2 separate regions of the Mus musculus genome follow, and region 1 is linked to region 2. A link is a contact called in ENCODE Hi-C data. All regions are on one chromosome and are shown on one strand. The core of a region is the stretch at or near the end of the contact, and the rest is flanking DNA. Distances in the headings are between cores, read along the strand shown.

The links. A loop is a pair of places that touch in the nucleus more often than their neighbours do.
Region 1: a map of left cerebral cortex shows a loop between it and region 2 (2.9-fold over the local background). The contact joins the promoter of Mat2b here to the enhancer-like site in region 2. A Hi-C loop is called at or near these places in 1 of 37 maps with a recorded cell type or tissue (left cerebral cortex).

The regions. Positions count from the first base shown.
Region 1 is chr11:40,689,090-40,696,417 of GRCm38, forward strand. It overlaps Mat2b (methionine adenosyltransferase II, beta), which reads right to left and starts at 3,593. Exons shown (of 7, transcript NM_134017.2): 1 at 3,389-3,593. The coding sequence starts at 3,451.
Region 2 is chr11:40,548,408-40,555,435 of GRCm38, forward strand. No RefSeq gene overlaps it. Among named protein-coding and RNA genes, the nearest start is that of Gm34281, 15 kb to the right of the region's middle. Within about 2 kb of position 2,013, at least 1 of the 3 ENCODE cell types and tissues checked has a DNase peak (open chromatin) inside an H3K27ac peak, as active enhancers do; it is left cerebral cortex, where a contact is called at or near this core.

The DNA.
Region 1 (7,328 bases), core at 2,343-4,842, 140 kb after region 2:
ACTAACAGATACAGATAGAAAAAAAAACTGAAAAAACATTTGTGTTCACAGTAAAAATTTAAAATTACTGCTTAAAGAATATTTTGATTTTTGTATACTCAAGGCAAAGTTCCAAAAATTGAGTAACACTTTCCTGCCAAATTCTTAAGTAAAGCCAACTTTTCCTTTTTAAAAATAATGTTTTCAGCCAGCAGAGAGTCACACACCTGTAGCCAAAGCATGAGCTCTGGGGCTCAAACTTTCATTAGATTTTATCACAAGGTCCTATTTCTGTTAAAGTCACATAATTCTGAGTTGGAAAAAAAAAGTGTGCACACACACATATATACAGGCAATATCCAAAGACATTTTCGGGTAAATGATTTAGTAAACATACATACTTTAATTAAGGACCCCCAAATCAGCTGTTTCTAGCATTTAACAAAAGCTGAAATCCAAAGGGCAGGGATGGGGGAGGGCAGCATAGAAAAAAAAATCTATTAAGGATTTTAATTCAATGAATTTCAAAACATTTTTAAAAAAACATTAATGAGACTTCATGTGGTGTCCTTTATAACACTTGGCTCTAAGCCAGGCAATTTATGAAAATGAAGACTTGATCCGGCAAAATGTTTTCTTCGAACTTTGGCAAGAAAATAACTCTCCAAAGGCTTAACTCTAAACCAGGTGCAGTGATGACCTCAGTGAACAGGAGGGTGCCAGCAGCCTGAGCATAGCCTGCTCTACGGAGGGGATTCCAGGCCAGTGCGGCCCACTAGGCAAGACCCTGTCTCAAAAACTATACTTGTACACGTACACACACACACACACACACACACACCACACACACAGCTGAAATAAACGGGGTCAAAGCATGCTAAGTCTAGTATAGATTCACAACACTGTACATGTAACAAATACCATGAAGAGGTCTGGGAAAACACCATAAAGGAAAACAGATGGGGCTGGAGAGCGTGGTTTGAGTCCCAACACCTACACGGCAGGTATCAACAATATGTGTGACTCCAGTTCCTTGGGGAGCCAACATCCTCTGTGGACCTCAAAGGGTACTGCATGCATGTGGTGAACAAACATACAGGCCAAACACCCACACACATAACATTTAAAAACCTAAAAAAAAAAAAAAAAAAAAAAAAGTTGCTCTTGCAGAGGACTGGCATTGGGTCCTCAGAGTCCATCCTGGGCAGCTCACACCTCCCTGTAACTCCAGCTCTACTGGAATGGACACCTTCTATTGGCCCTAGTAGGTATCAGACACATGGTACACGGCTATACACTTAGCAATCATGCATAATTGAAAAAAAAAATCATCTGATGCAGGAGGGTCTCAATGAATTCAAGACCAGCCCTGATCTGTCTGGGAAAACAAATACAAAACAACCAGAAAGTTTCACATTCACTTTCAACACTTTCAAGTTTTCACATTCACTCTCTACCTCTCTAACATCCTTGGACACCCTTGGGATTTAAGAAACAAGATATCTAGATTGCTTAATAGGAATGGAATTCAGAGGGGAACAGCTCAACTCCCTGTACGTACACACAGGCAGTGTTCTTAACAGGAATTGGTATCAGGCTGCCTCACTAACATTAACTATGCCAAGTCTCAGCTGGCAACAAGAGTGAATGTCAGTTGCACAGGTTGAGAGAGCAACACCAGCATGCAGATTCCAGCTGTCTGCACCTTCTGCCTGTTATCTGCTTTTATGAAACAGGGTCTCACTATGTAACCTTGGCTTGCCTGATAATCATTCCTGCCTCAGCTTTTAGAGTGATGGGACTGAAGTATAAGCCGCCACGCTCAGCTACTGTACCATTTTTTTTTTTAATGAAAAAGGTTGCTGGGTGTGGTGGCATCATCAATCCCAGCCCACTGGAGGTGGAGCCACGCAGATCTCCGGGGATTTGAGGACAGCCATGAATACACAGTGAGACTGTTTAAAACAAACAAACAAATGCAACAACAGAAAGAAAAAACAAACAAACAAACAAAAAACCACCCTAAAAAGCAATCACATCTCCTCACCACTACAAACTTCCTGAGTACTGAGATTACAGACATGAGTTAGCACACTCAGTTTACCACTCTCTACTTTTCTTTTACTGAACTGGGGAAATGCATTAAGCCTACACGAATACATGCTCATACGCACACACCTTTGGTCACATGCCGTCACCAGTCTGGAACTGCAAATACATTCGAACTTTGGCTAAGGCCCAGCCATTTGGAGATAATATTGAATGTGCATCACGCAAATGTAAAAATTTCCCATTATCAACTGGTTGTGGTGGCTCAGATCTTCAATCCCAGCACTCCTCGAGGCAGAAGCATCTGAGTCCAAGGCCAGCCTGGACAACACATACTGAGTTCTAGTTTGGGTTTCTATTGCTGTGTGAAAACATCAAAGCATTGTTTGGCAGGAGGTACTTAGCTTACCATTTCCACATCACTGTTCGCCCCTGAAGGAAGTTAGGACAAGACCCTGGAGGCAGGAGCTCACACAGGCCTTGTGAAAACTGCTTAATTCCTCAGCCAGCTTTCCTAAACAACTCAGGACTATAACAGCCCAGGGGCTCCGTCCTCCCAAGTCAATCGCCAATTAAGAAAAGGCGCTACAGGTTCACCTAATAATAGCCTAATCTTATGGCGGTATACTCTTAACAAGAATCCCTCATCTCAATAGGGACTCCCTTATCTCTAGTAACTCTAGCAAGCACAGGACCCTCCCCCAAATTAAAAGTTTGCATTAAAAAAAAAAAAAAAACTGGCCACATCCTAGGCGTTTTTATATCAGCAAGACACATTAGTTCATCGACTGTGCTGGATACATTCTGTAGGTCAGTAAGTACTTAACGGGCTTGAAACACGGGACCGTGGACCAGACTTGGAAACATGCTGGGGGAAGTTTACCAGACATGCAATTTCTTTCAGCAGTCTTCCACCACGCAAAATACAGCGGTTCAGAAAACGTAGAAGCTAAAAGCCCAACACTGGAATTCCTGCTCAAACCTTCCTGAATAAACTCGAGGCGGTGCCCGTCTGCCTACCAGGGAGCCTGAGCGTTCACAGCACCGCACAGTCGGAAATCCTGACAGCCTTAAAAGTGCCTCAAGGAACCCGCCCCGTGCAAACTATGAATTCACCAAGTTGACCCCGCCGACACCGCCATTTATGGAAAGTCACTCTCCCCCTGTCCTTAAAGATCCAGGAACACAAAACAAAGATGATGACTACTGAAACGGGAGCCAGCCCGCGGGAGGCGGCGGGAGGCACCGGGAGTCTCCACCTCCGCGCTCCCCGGGCTGCAGCGGGCGTGAGCGCAGCCCTACAGGGAGAGAGGTAAACAAACTCAAAGGCGCCACCCCGGCTCCATGCCCCGAAGCTCACCTCCACCAGCTGGCAGCAGCCGGGGACGAAGTGGATGGAGAGCTCCTTCTCCCGGCCCACCATGCCCGCAGTCTTTGCGCCGCTTCAGTCGCGACCGCAAGCTCCACTAGCGCAGCACTGCCAGGGGCCGCAGCGCCCGCGCCCTTGGCCCTCCTCCCCTAGGCCCAGGCCGACCCCGGCTGCCGCTTCCGGCTTCCGCCGCCCTGGCCGCGCCTGTTGATTGGCCGCCTCTCGCCACGCGTTCAAAAAGGGGCGGAACCTCAAGGGACGCTGTCAGCCCATGTGCCAGTTCTTAAGGAGATAGAGCGTTAGAACGCAGGCACTGGTGCCAAGCGATGGATGCAGGCTTCCTTGGGTTTAAGAGTGTTGGCTTTTTTGTTTGTTTTTTTAAAATCTCTCCTACTTATTCCTTCTTAGTGAAGGGTAAGGAATCGATTCGCCTAGGTTTGCAGACTGCGAAATGCCTAGGAGTCAACCAAGCATGTATTATAGAAAATAGACTAAAACATCTGTAAAGTTAGGAGGCAAGAAGGTAAGGGTTGTCCCGTGAACACAGAGCTAAGGCTGGACTGAGTTGGTTTTAGGCAGTCCGAACCTCAGGCTGGCCTTGGGCTCAGAGAAAGACCTGCAATTTCTGATCCTCTCTAGTTTCCTTGTCCAAAGGCATCAAAGGGTTACAGGAGTGAACAACCAACCTAGGCAAGGTGCGGTTCGTCCTTTAAGGCAAGAAGAAAGAATAAAAATAGGACTGTGCTCAGAGTCATTAACATCCCTGAAAGCTATGTTTTTCTGGAATGCTAAAAAAAAAATGCTGTGAAGTTTGAAAACTGTTTATTTTTAGCTAATTAAAAATAAAAAGGTGTGGGAGAGAATGTTACTTTCTAAAAGGCAGGTTCTTCGTATTTCCCCCCCCGCAGAACCACAGGAGAAACTCAACTGTGCTAACAAGCCCAGTCAACTTTTAAGTAGATTTAACAGGCGTCCTGGCTGCCCTTTGGAGGCTTCACTTAGGGGACGACGACGCCCGGGGCTGCTGGAGCCAAGCCAAGGAGGAGCTGCTAAGACTTAAAATGAGGGAGCCAAGGAAGGGCGGAATGCCAGGCGCTCCTTCCAGCCCTGTGTGGTTGTTCAAAAGTTAATCAGAAACAACAGCTCGCAGGGTCTGACTCAGCTCTCAACTGTAACCTGCAGGTTACAAGCTCCGAAGCACAGCAACAGGCAAGCCAGTGAAATTTACCCTGAAAAAAAGCCCGGGCACACTTTTTCTCCGCCCACTCTCTACCCAACAATCTATTCCCATCCAGACACCCACGATAAGGGATTTCAAAACTCGCCCCAAAACGTGACCACTGCCTGAATTACCCCCAAAGGCCTCATTTTCAGAATCCTTTTGGTTTATTTTTAGACTAAGGATTAAGCTGCCCCTTGGGAAAAGTTTTCCTCAGTCAGGTGATAGTTTTTCTCCCACCCCCCCACCCCACCCCCCCCCACTAAAGAATTTATTCCCTCACTCTTTGGAAGAGCAAACAAAGGCAGCCTAAGGCTCCCTACTTTTCGAATTTTTTTTTTATAATCCGGGTCTTATGGTTATTAAAAGGGCTAGCTATCCCAACACTAAATTATAATAATAATTAGAAGTCCGAGGGAGGGACAAATCCAAGATCCCTCATCCTAATTAAAAGTGAGAATATTTCAAGTTTCTGGTTGATGTGTGTGTAGTTTGCTTCCTAGAGGGGATCATAAAATGTACTCAATAGGAAGACTCAAAATTTTCCACAATTAGTGTGATTCTCAGAGCAACCTTGTGAAGAGAGTGAGAAAATGTTTGCTTGCCTATATATAAGAGTACGGTTTGACACAAGTCAGGCAAAAGTTGGGTATAGCTTATTTAATAAGAAAAGGCTCTGTTTACAGCCAATGTCTGACTTCCGATGGGGGTTGGGGAGTCACGTCTCAAAGAGTGCAAACTGGAACTGAAAGTCCCATTAGCAGATTCAAGCTCCACAAGACAAAAGACAAAAGACAAAAAACCTGGGCATGCACCACGGGTTAAATCTTGCACTACACAGAGCCTTCACTACAGTTGCACTCAATGTGGAGAATGAAATTATCGTTCTGCTTCACGTCTTATTTATTAAACTGGGCTTGATTTCCTGGGTCAGAAACCCTAGATAGTTTATTCTGTGTACCAAGCTTACGTTTCTTAAGGAAATAAATGGTACCGGCTAGCATTTTATTTACACCCTTTCTGCTCGTAGCAGCGGTTTGGAATCGATTTTAGCGCATCGCCGAGCCGCCACCGAGTCTTGAATTGCTAGCTCTTACCTGTTCCATGGCCTCCGGCATTTCAGGCATGATTCCAGAACTATTTTGGGGAAACGCAGCGAGAGGGATCTGGGCGTCTGGCTCCTCTGGCCCGGTCTTTGTTCGCTCCGCCCGCACGGAGCACACGGACGCCAAAAACGTGAGGCGCAGCTCCGCTTGACCTTTTAAATTAGCATTTCCATTCCAACCCTGGAATCTCGTGCAGCTTTCCACAGTGCAGTAAGCTAGCAGCTGATTCCTCCTGCTAGTTTTGAAACTACCCAATGAGAAGTTTCATGCTTAACTGCAAGTCAAGGGAGGACCCATTACTGAAATCCATATGGCAGAACTAAAAACAAACAAGCAAGCAAACAAACAAACCCCTGCAATTCCCTGGTAGAACTTGTTGACTTTGTCTCTTGTAGAAAGACAAGAATGAGCCAACGGTTGGGAAGTACAAGCAATTGATTCCTGTTGTGAAATATTCCACACGTTTCACACATTACGGTAACGGAAACTTGAGTTAAAAACTCCCCCCCCCCATTCCTTTTTTTTAACTTAATGATTCCAAATGCCAATTTAAAAACTCTAGGGGTGGCCCAGCGTGGTGGCGCACGCCTTTAATCCCAGCACTCGGGAGGCAGAGGCAGGCAGATTTCTGAGTTCGAGGCCAGCCTGGTCTACAAAGTGAGCTCCAGGACAGCCAGGGCTATACAGAGAAACCCTGTCTTGAAAAACCAAAAAAAAAAAAAAAAAATCCAAAAAAACAAACAAACAAACAAATAAAGTACATATTTTAACAATTAGTCAAGCCGGGAGTGGTGGCGCACGCCTTTAATCCCAGCACTTGGGAGGCAGAGGCAGGCGGATTTCTGGGTTGGAGGCCAGCCTAGCCTGGTCTACAAAGTGAGTTCCAGGACAGCCAGGGCTATCCAGAAAAACCCTGTCTCAAAAAAAATAAAAATAAAAAAATAAAATAAATAAATAAATAAAATACAGACTGAAAAAATAATTTGAATACATATACCTAAAGAGAACATACTCAGAATATTTAAAGAACTGTAGGTCAGTAATTTGAATGGTAATAAGCTTTGCTTCTAGGGAAGAAAGTGCCTCTACAGCCACTTGCTCTCCTACCTTCAAGAAATGAAGCAAGCTCAGACTCACGTCTTTTGCACCTGGTTTTTAAGTGTCTTTAGGTCAAAACAGTGACTGTGTTACTGTGGCTCATTCATTCTTTTTTCGTTTGGTTGGGTTTTTTTGCTTTTTGTTTTTTTGGTTTTTTGAGACAGGGTTTCTCTATGTAGCCCTGGCTGTCCTGACACTCACTTTGTAGACCAGGCTGGCCTCGAACTCAGAAATCCACCTGCCTCTGCCTCCCGAGTGCTGAGATTAAAGGCGTGCGCTACCACACCCAGAGGCTCATTCATTCTTAATGCCTTTACTTGCAAACATTTTCAACAATCAGACCCCTTAATTTGAAATGGCCCAAAATTTAGATAAACCAAACAGCTGTCAACAGATGGATGGAGAAACAAATGAACATGGAACTCTACGACAGCGGGAGTATGGAAATAATGAAACCATTTGAGAAAACTTGTTGGATGTATTCATGAAGAATGAAAGCATAGACCCC
Region 2 (7,028 bases), core at 763-3,262:
GAAGGTAACAGAGGTGGTTTTGGCCAAAGTACATGACATATTTAAATAAAACTGGAATTATGAGACCTGTTCATGGTGTATAATTAATATATGCTAATAGGTTTATGTTTTGGTTTGTTGAGACAAAATTTTACATAGTCCAGACCAGCCTGAAACTTGCTGTGTAGCTGAGGCTAGCCTTGAATGCTTGATCCTTCTGCCTCTTCCTTCCAAGTACTCAGATTTCAAGTGTGCACCACTGCACCACTGCACTCAGCAAAAGTGTTTCCTTTCTTTCTTTCTTTCTTTTCTTTTTTTTGTTTTTTGTTTTTTTGTTTCTTTGGGTTTTTTTTTTTTTTGGTTTGTTGTTGTTGTTGTTGTTGTTGTTGTTGTTGTTGTTTGAGACAGGGTTTCTCTGTACAGCCCAGGCTGTCCTAGAACTCACTCTGTAGACCAGGCTGGCCTCGAACTCAGAAATCTGCCCGCCTCTGCCTCCCAAATGCTGGGATTAAAGGCGTGTGCCACCACTGCCTGGCAAAAGTATGTTCTAAAATGAAGAAATTCTGACAAAATGTGGAAAGGAAGACAATACACAGATAATTCCAGTGCACTTAATTTAATGTTTTCTTTCTTTCTTTCTTTCTTTCTTTCTTTCTTTCTTTCTTTCTTTCTTTTATTAGATAGTTTCTTTATATACATTTCAAATGCTACCCCGAAAGTTCCCTATACCCTCCCCCCACCCTGCTCCCCTACCCACCCACTCCCGCTTCTTGGCCCTGGCATTCCCCTGCACTGGGGCATATAAAGTTTGCAATACCAAGGGCCTACTCAGCTATTAAAATCAACGGATTTATGAAATTCTTGGACAAATGGATGTATCTGGAGGATATCATCCTTAGTGAGGTAACCCAATCACAAAAGAAGTCATTAGATATGCACGCACTGATAAGTGGATATTAGCCCAGAAACATAGAACACCCAAGATACATTTTTTTTTTAATTTTTCAATTCTTCCTTATTCTCAAGAACTTGTCCCTGAAGTTTCTTTCATGCACATAGAAGAAGTTCATCGTTGAGACATCTGGTGCCAAGAGTGTATGGTCATGGCTCTGAAATTAGGCAGTTTGGGCATCTAAGAAACACTGAAACAAAACAGTACATCCTCCTGTTTTCCTACCTATTTGCCTAATGTTCCCTTCTTTAGGGAATATTCCCAGATCAAGGCAATTAGACAGATGACAAGCATTATCCACACTGAAGACAATGCGAGAAAATCAAGGGCCTGGTGTGTTTACAGAAAAGGCCAAACTGGCACATCTCCTGATCAACCAGGGACCAAAAGGAAGCAGAAGGTTGTGAGGAAATGAGGGCTGGCTACTCACTGATCATTCCACACTCAGCCCCAACTTACTGCTGATTCTCCTTGTATTTCTACAAAGGACAAAGTCTTGGGTATTTCACCACACAGTGAGGAAATAAGATTCCACCAATGGCCTCCTTTCCCTAAACAACCATAAGTTATAGCAAAGGGTTCCATTTCTCAACTATTAGTTACCCATGTAGCTATACAGAAGCACTGTTGAAATTTTTTCATTCATCTGTGGTAGGAAGCGGAGCATAGATCTCTCTGCTCATAGAGCTTTATTAGGGCATGTCGGAGATTCATCGGGGAATGAGTAAATATCACCAATTCATAGTCAAAATAATGGACAGATAGAGCCTAAACCCCTCAAGTATGAAATATTACAACTTTTAAATTCCCTAGTAGTGCATCTCTTAAAAGGACAAAATAAAGTACAAATCAAGAATTGTTCTTTGGAGGAATATTCCTAGATCATGTTGTCAGGGAACGAATAATATGTCATTCCTCCTTAGCTTCCTGGGAGAGTGGAAGTGTCAGGAGAATATGCAATGAGCAAGCTACCTGCTGTTATGTGTTAGGAATCTTAAACAGAGACCAGAAGCAGGTGGATTGCTTTTTCTTAACAAGGCACAAGCATCTCTGGAGAGCACACGCTCCCCGGGCAATAAGCTGCCTTTCTAAATGTCTCTGTTTGATTCTCTCCAAACTAGGGCTGAGGTTCTGCTCTCTGCAGAGCAATATTTTGAACGCACAGTTAGCCCTCCTTATCCAGAGGCTCCACATCTTCCACTGCAACTAACTACAGACCAAAAATATTCTGGGGAAAAAAATTGCATATGTCCTGAATATGTACAAGCAATTTTTTACAGACATGTTACCTTAAGCAATACATCATAGCAGTTATCGATGTAGCATTTGCACTGTGTTAAAGACTGTAGGTAATGTGGGGATGGTGTATTGAGGAAAGTTGCATAGATGATACCAGGATACCATAGCACTTTATATAAGAAATTTGATCACAGAATTTTAGTATCCCACAGGATCCGCTATGGATACAAAAGGACAACAGTATATGTTCAGATGTCAATTTGCTTTCCTGATCGTTGAAAAAAAGCAATTGTTCAAATATTATTAACCTATAATAAGTGTAACTCATCTAAGCCCAATAAAGAGAGTGTCTATGATTGAACAGCGTTTCATACCCACAGGAAGTGGAAAGGAGTCAGTAGAAGAGACAGAAACAGAAACAAGAGACTCCACGATGAAACGGTGATAGTCTGCGGCAGCCAGAACTATCTATAACGAGCTAAGGACAACACAAATGTTAACCATCACGAGGCTACAAGTCAGCCCTCAAGCCAGCCCTCAACCTCTACTGGGCCTGAGATTTCTAATTAGCCTTTCCGTGTTACTTCCCATAGTAATAGAAGTTTTATCTGGAAGTACAGCAGCTGTGTTAGATTTCATTTACCAGGCTTCCTTATAGTTAGGCTTGGCTGTGCAAAAAGTCAGGGAGAAATAGGAACAAAAATGCCTTGTGTAACTTCCTGGTCATGTCTGATAGACAAAACACATACAATCCCATTCATTATTATTATTCCTTCCCACTTGCTAGAACTCAGACATGGTGATATAGGAGCTAAAGAACCCATCACAGAACAAGAGAAAGAATTCCCATAATAAAGAAGGAAAGAGTAGAGACTAAAGAGATGATGGTTCAGTAGTTAAGACAACTTGCTGTTCATGCTAGGTGTGGTGGCTCACACCTTTAATCCCAGCACCTGGGAAGCAGAGGCAAGCAGATGTCTGTAAGTTTGAGGCCAGGTTGGTCTACAAAGCAAATTTCAGGACAGGCAGGGAAACCCTGCTCCCAAAATAACAACAACAGTGTTTGCTGCTCTTTCTTATAAAGCACCCACGTTCCAAGGATTCTCATAGGCCAGCTCACAGCCACCTGTAATTTCATCTTGAGAAAACCTAATTCCTTTTTCTGGCCTTGGTAGGAACCCACATACAGGTGACACACACACACACACACACACACACACACACGAATAAAAATGAAAATAAAATCTATTCTAAAAGAAGAGAAGAGTAGCATCGAAGGAATAAAAGTCTGAGTCCACACGCTAAAACCCTAAACCAATTACACTCAACAGCCACCTGTCCTATCTTCATTATCCCGTGTGCTGTTTGGAATGATGATTTTCTCTATCCCATACTCTGTTAGACACCTCCATTAAGCATAAACGGTCCCTCATCTAACAACCTGGCTCTCCACCATCACTACCAATGCCAGACCTTAATACATATAAACAACTTGTAGAACTGTAGTCAGGTGAATCACAACAAAACCCACCCACTGAAGCCCTTCTCTCCCCACAAGGGAATTTAAGAGAGGAGCCTGAACCAGAGTACCTAAATATATTACAACAGCCATAATCTGGTAACTGAATAAGTAAGTGCCTAGGAGAGGGGAGGTGGGAGGGGTGGACCCAAAATAAATTTAACAGGCTGCCTCCTATTTGTGCTCTGCTTTTAATCAGTTGGTTTCCAGGCCTGGCTTTGCAGAGGAGGAGATGTGACTCACAGGCGCACTTGCCAGAGACAGATGCTTGGGGGGGTATTTTTTTTTCTTTTTTTTAAAAAAAAATTCTATCAGACGGGGATCTGCAAGAAATTTGGATGAGGAAAAAGGCCAATGGTAAACATGTTTGGAATCAAGGCATATTTTCTGAGGAAATTGTGCAGGGATTTTTTTTTATGAGCTCAGAGTTGCTAAAACTCTTTTGAAAGGCAAGACTAAAGGGTGAAGAGTTTAAAGACATTGAGATAAAATACTCAGAGGACATTCAGTTCAACTTTGTCTTCCTAAACAAGTATAGTGGCATATAATACTAAGTGGGCAAGTGTATGGATTGCTGTGGTTGAATAAACAATTGTTTGGCTAGCAAATAAAAGGGATAAGGACCTTGTCCAAAATCATACAGGATTCAGGAAATTTGAGGTCAGAGTTGACTCAACCCCAGGCCCAGCAAGTTTACTCTGCTACCTTTCCCATTGTGTGACATAATCTTTCATTTTTAAAGTTGGCATCAAAATCCAGGCCCACACTTTCCATTCTCCAGGGTTTCTATCATTTGGGATAATTCCAGGTGTAGGTATCAGAAAACAAACAAAACGAGGCTGAAATTATGAGATGCCTGTGATGACCTCACCAAAAACTATGTGGCCAGGTGTGACTCAGCATCGTCCAGGGCACAGGAACTCTGGGTCTTTCTGCTAGCCACTAGCCATTTTTGCCTACTATTCTCATTGCTGGGAATGTTTCTTCACACTTTCCAAAGTCTTATAGCACCTTTATTCATTTTATGGAACTACCAAAATAGAAGGACCAAAAAGATAGAGACCTAAATGATTTCTTCCTTTGCAACTGTGCTTGCCTTGTTTGTTTAGTTGTTTGTTTGTTTGTTTGTTTGTACAAAGTCTTACAATATAGCTCAGTCTAGTCTTCAACTAAAGGTCTTCGTTTCTCAAGACCCTGAGGGCCACACAGGCATTCACTGCCACACCACACCTGTTAATAAAGAAGAAAAAAAGTATAAGTATTTTCCAAATCCTTCATACTTCTGATGGTGTCTCATTGGCCAAGATTGGATCATGTGCTCACTCCTAATCCAATCTTTGGCAAGGAAAGGAATAAGACTGTAACAAAGGACGTAAGCCAATCACGATTCACCTACTAAGGTTTGACACGAGTTCACGCCACACAAAGATGAAGAGTAAAAATGGCTATGTGGAATCTCCTGTGAGATTCCAGCCCACATCTGAGTTATTTCAACTCCTCTGCCTCCCATGATTAAGAATAACATTGATATTGAGTCCCAGTAACAATAGACATGATTGAATAAGCTCAGCTCAACACATATTTGGGAAACACTGCCCTTTTAAAATTATTATTAGTTCTTTGAGAATTTCACACAATGTGTTTTGATAATATTCACCCCAGCTCTCTCAACTTCTCCCAGATCCATCCCCTTTCCTTCCTACCAAAATTTGTGTTCTCTCTCTCTCTCTCTCTCTCTCTCTCACACACACACACAAACACACACACACACACACACACACACACACACACACACATCAACTGTAAATTGTGCTTCCCACAGTCTTGGATGTGTGACCTTCCACTGGAACATATTAAACTCACTGGATGCTACACCCTTAAAGAAATCTGACTCTCCCCCAGAAGCTACCAATCAGAATAGCTCCATGTCTAGGAATGGGACTTGATGCCCACAGTCCCTCTCCATGCTAGTCTGGCTTGGGTTTACATGGGTCTTGCACATGTTTTCACATGTATGGCTGCCCAGCTTGTCACTATTTCTGTATAGCCACCCACCACCTCTGGCTCTTATTTTCTTTCCCGCAAGCCTGTTCAGCAATTATCTCTGAGTCTCAGGAGGAAAGAATATGATAAAATTGTCCCTTTGGGGGCTGAACATTTTGCAATCTTTAAACCTTGGTCATTTCTTAGTCTCGGTGTTAATCACCATCTACTGTACATAGAATATTCTATAACAGTGATTGAGAGATGCATTAATCTATGGATATAACAATAAGTCATTATGGATCCATTTAATACTGTGTTTATTTAGGAGAATAGGAATAGAGAGGTTCTACCCTAGGACCTATGACAACTAACAACAAAATTCTTGGCTTGATAAGATCCTGAGTAAAATTTCAGCTTGTGAATTGGATCTTAAATCCAATCAGAAATTAAATGGTTACTACTATGATGCTCTATGAAGCATTTTCTATGTATGGGGTCTTCACAAAGGACTGGCAGCTAAAACAACAATAGGGTGCTGCTTCTTTTGTAATCCTCAGAGAATTTACTATTCAATGGCAAACGAAGAACACAAAATACCTTACTACAACACAATATGTTACATATTCTTATGGAAAAACCATTTAGAACCCTGGGCTTGTACAAAAGACATGAGCATGCTGCATGTGGATGCTCATGCAAGGCTCCAAGGGCAGGTCCTACCTCCCGAAGTTAGCATGGAGATGCAATGGAACAAGCAGAGTATGTTCCAGACAGGAAACAAGCAGGAGTCAAGTGCAAGGGACCAGTGAGACTATCACTGGGTCAGAAAGCTAAAAATTCAGTCTGACTACAGCACAGGATATAAGGCAGAGAGATCAATGGCGACTCCAGAGGTAAGAGCTGCAATATGAAACAGCATGGGGAATGCCAGTAACTGATTTCAAGTTTTTGACAATCTGATGAAGGATGTAGGTGGTGCCACAGGTGTGAAAACAACTAAATGGCAATAGACAGTGAAGCTGCCTCTTAAGGCATCGCTTGCAATTCCCTTTGCCAGTTCTCCCTCTACTGGGGCTATTACAGACCAGGACGAAAATAATGCACCAGTTCATCGTGTCAACAGCTTCCCAGCAGAAAGGCTGGTGTGGATAATGAGTGAACCCTGACAGCCCAAGGTCAGATATTTAGCAATATTACAGAGGGTAAGTATGATACACTGAGCGCTGTCTTAGAGCCTCACTTGAAAGGCTCACAGCTGCTAATATTTACAGAAATAGGAAGCAATTACAGTTCGCTGCCACAGGAGGAACTTAAATAATTTAAGACTCATAATGCCTCTGATTCTTTTCAAGC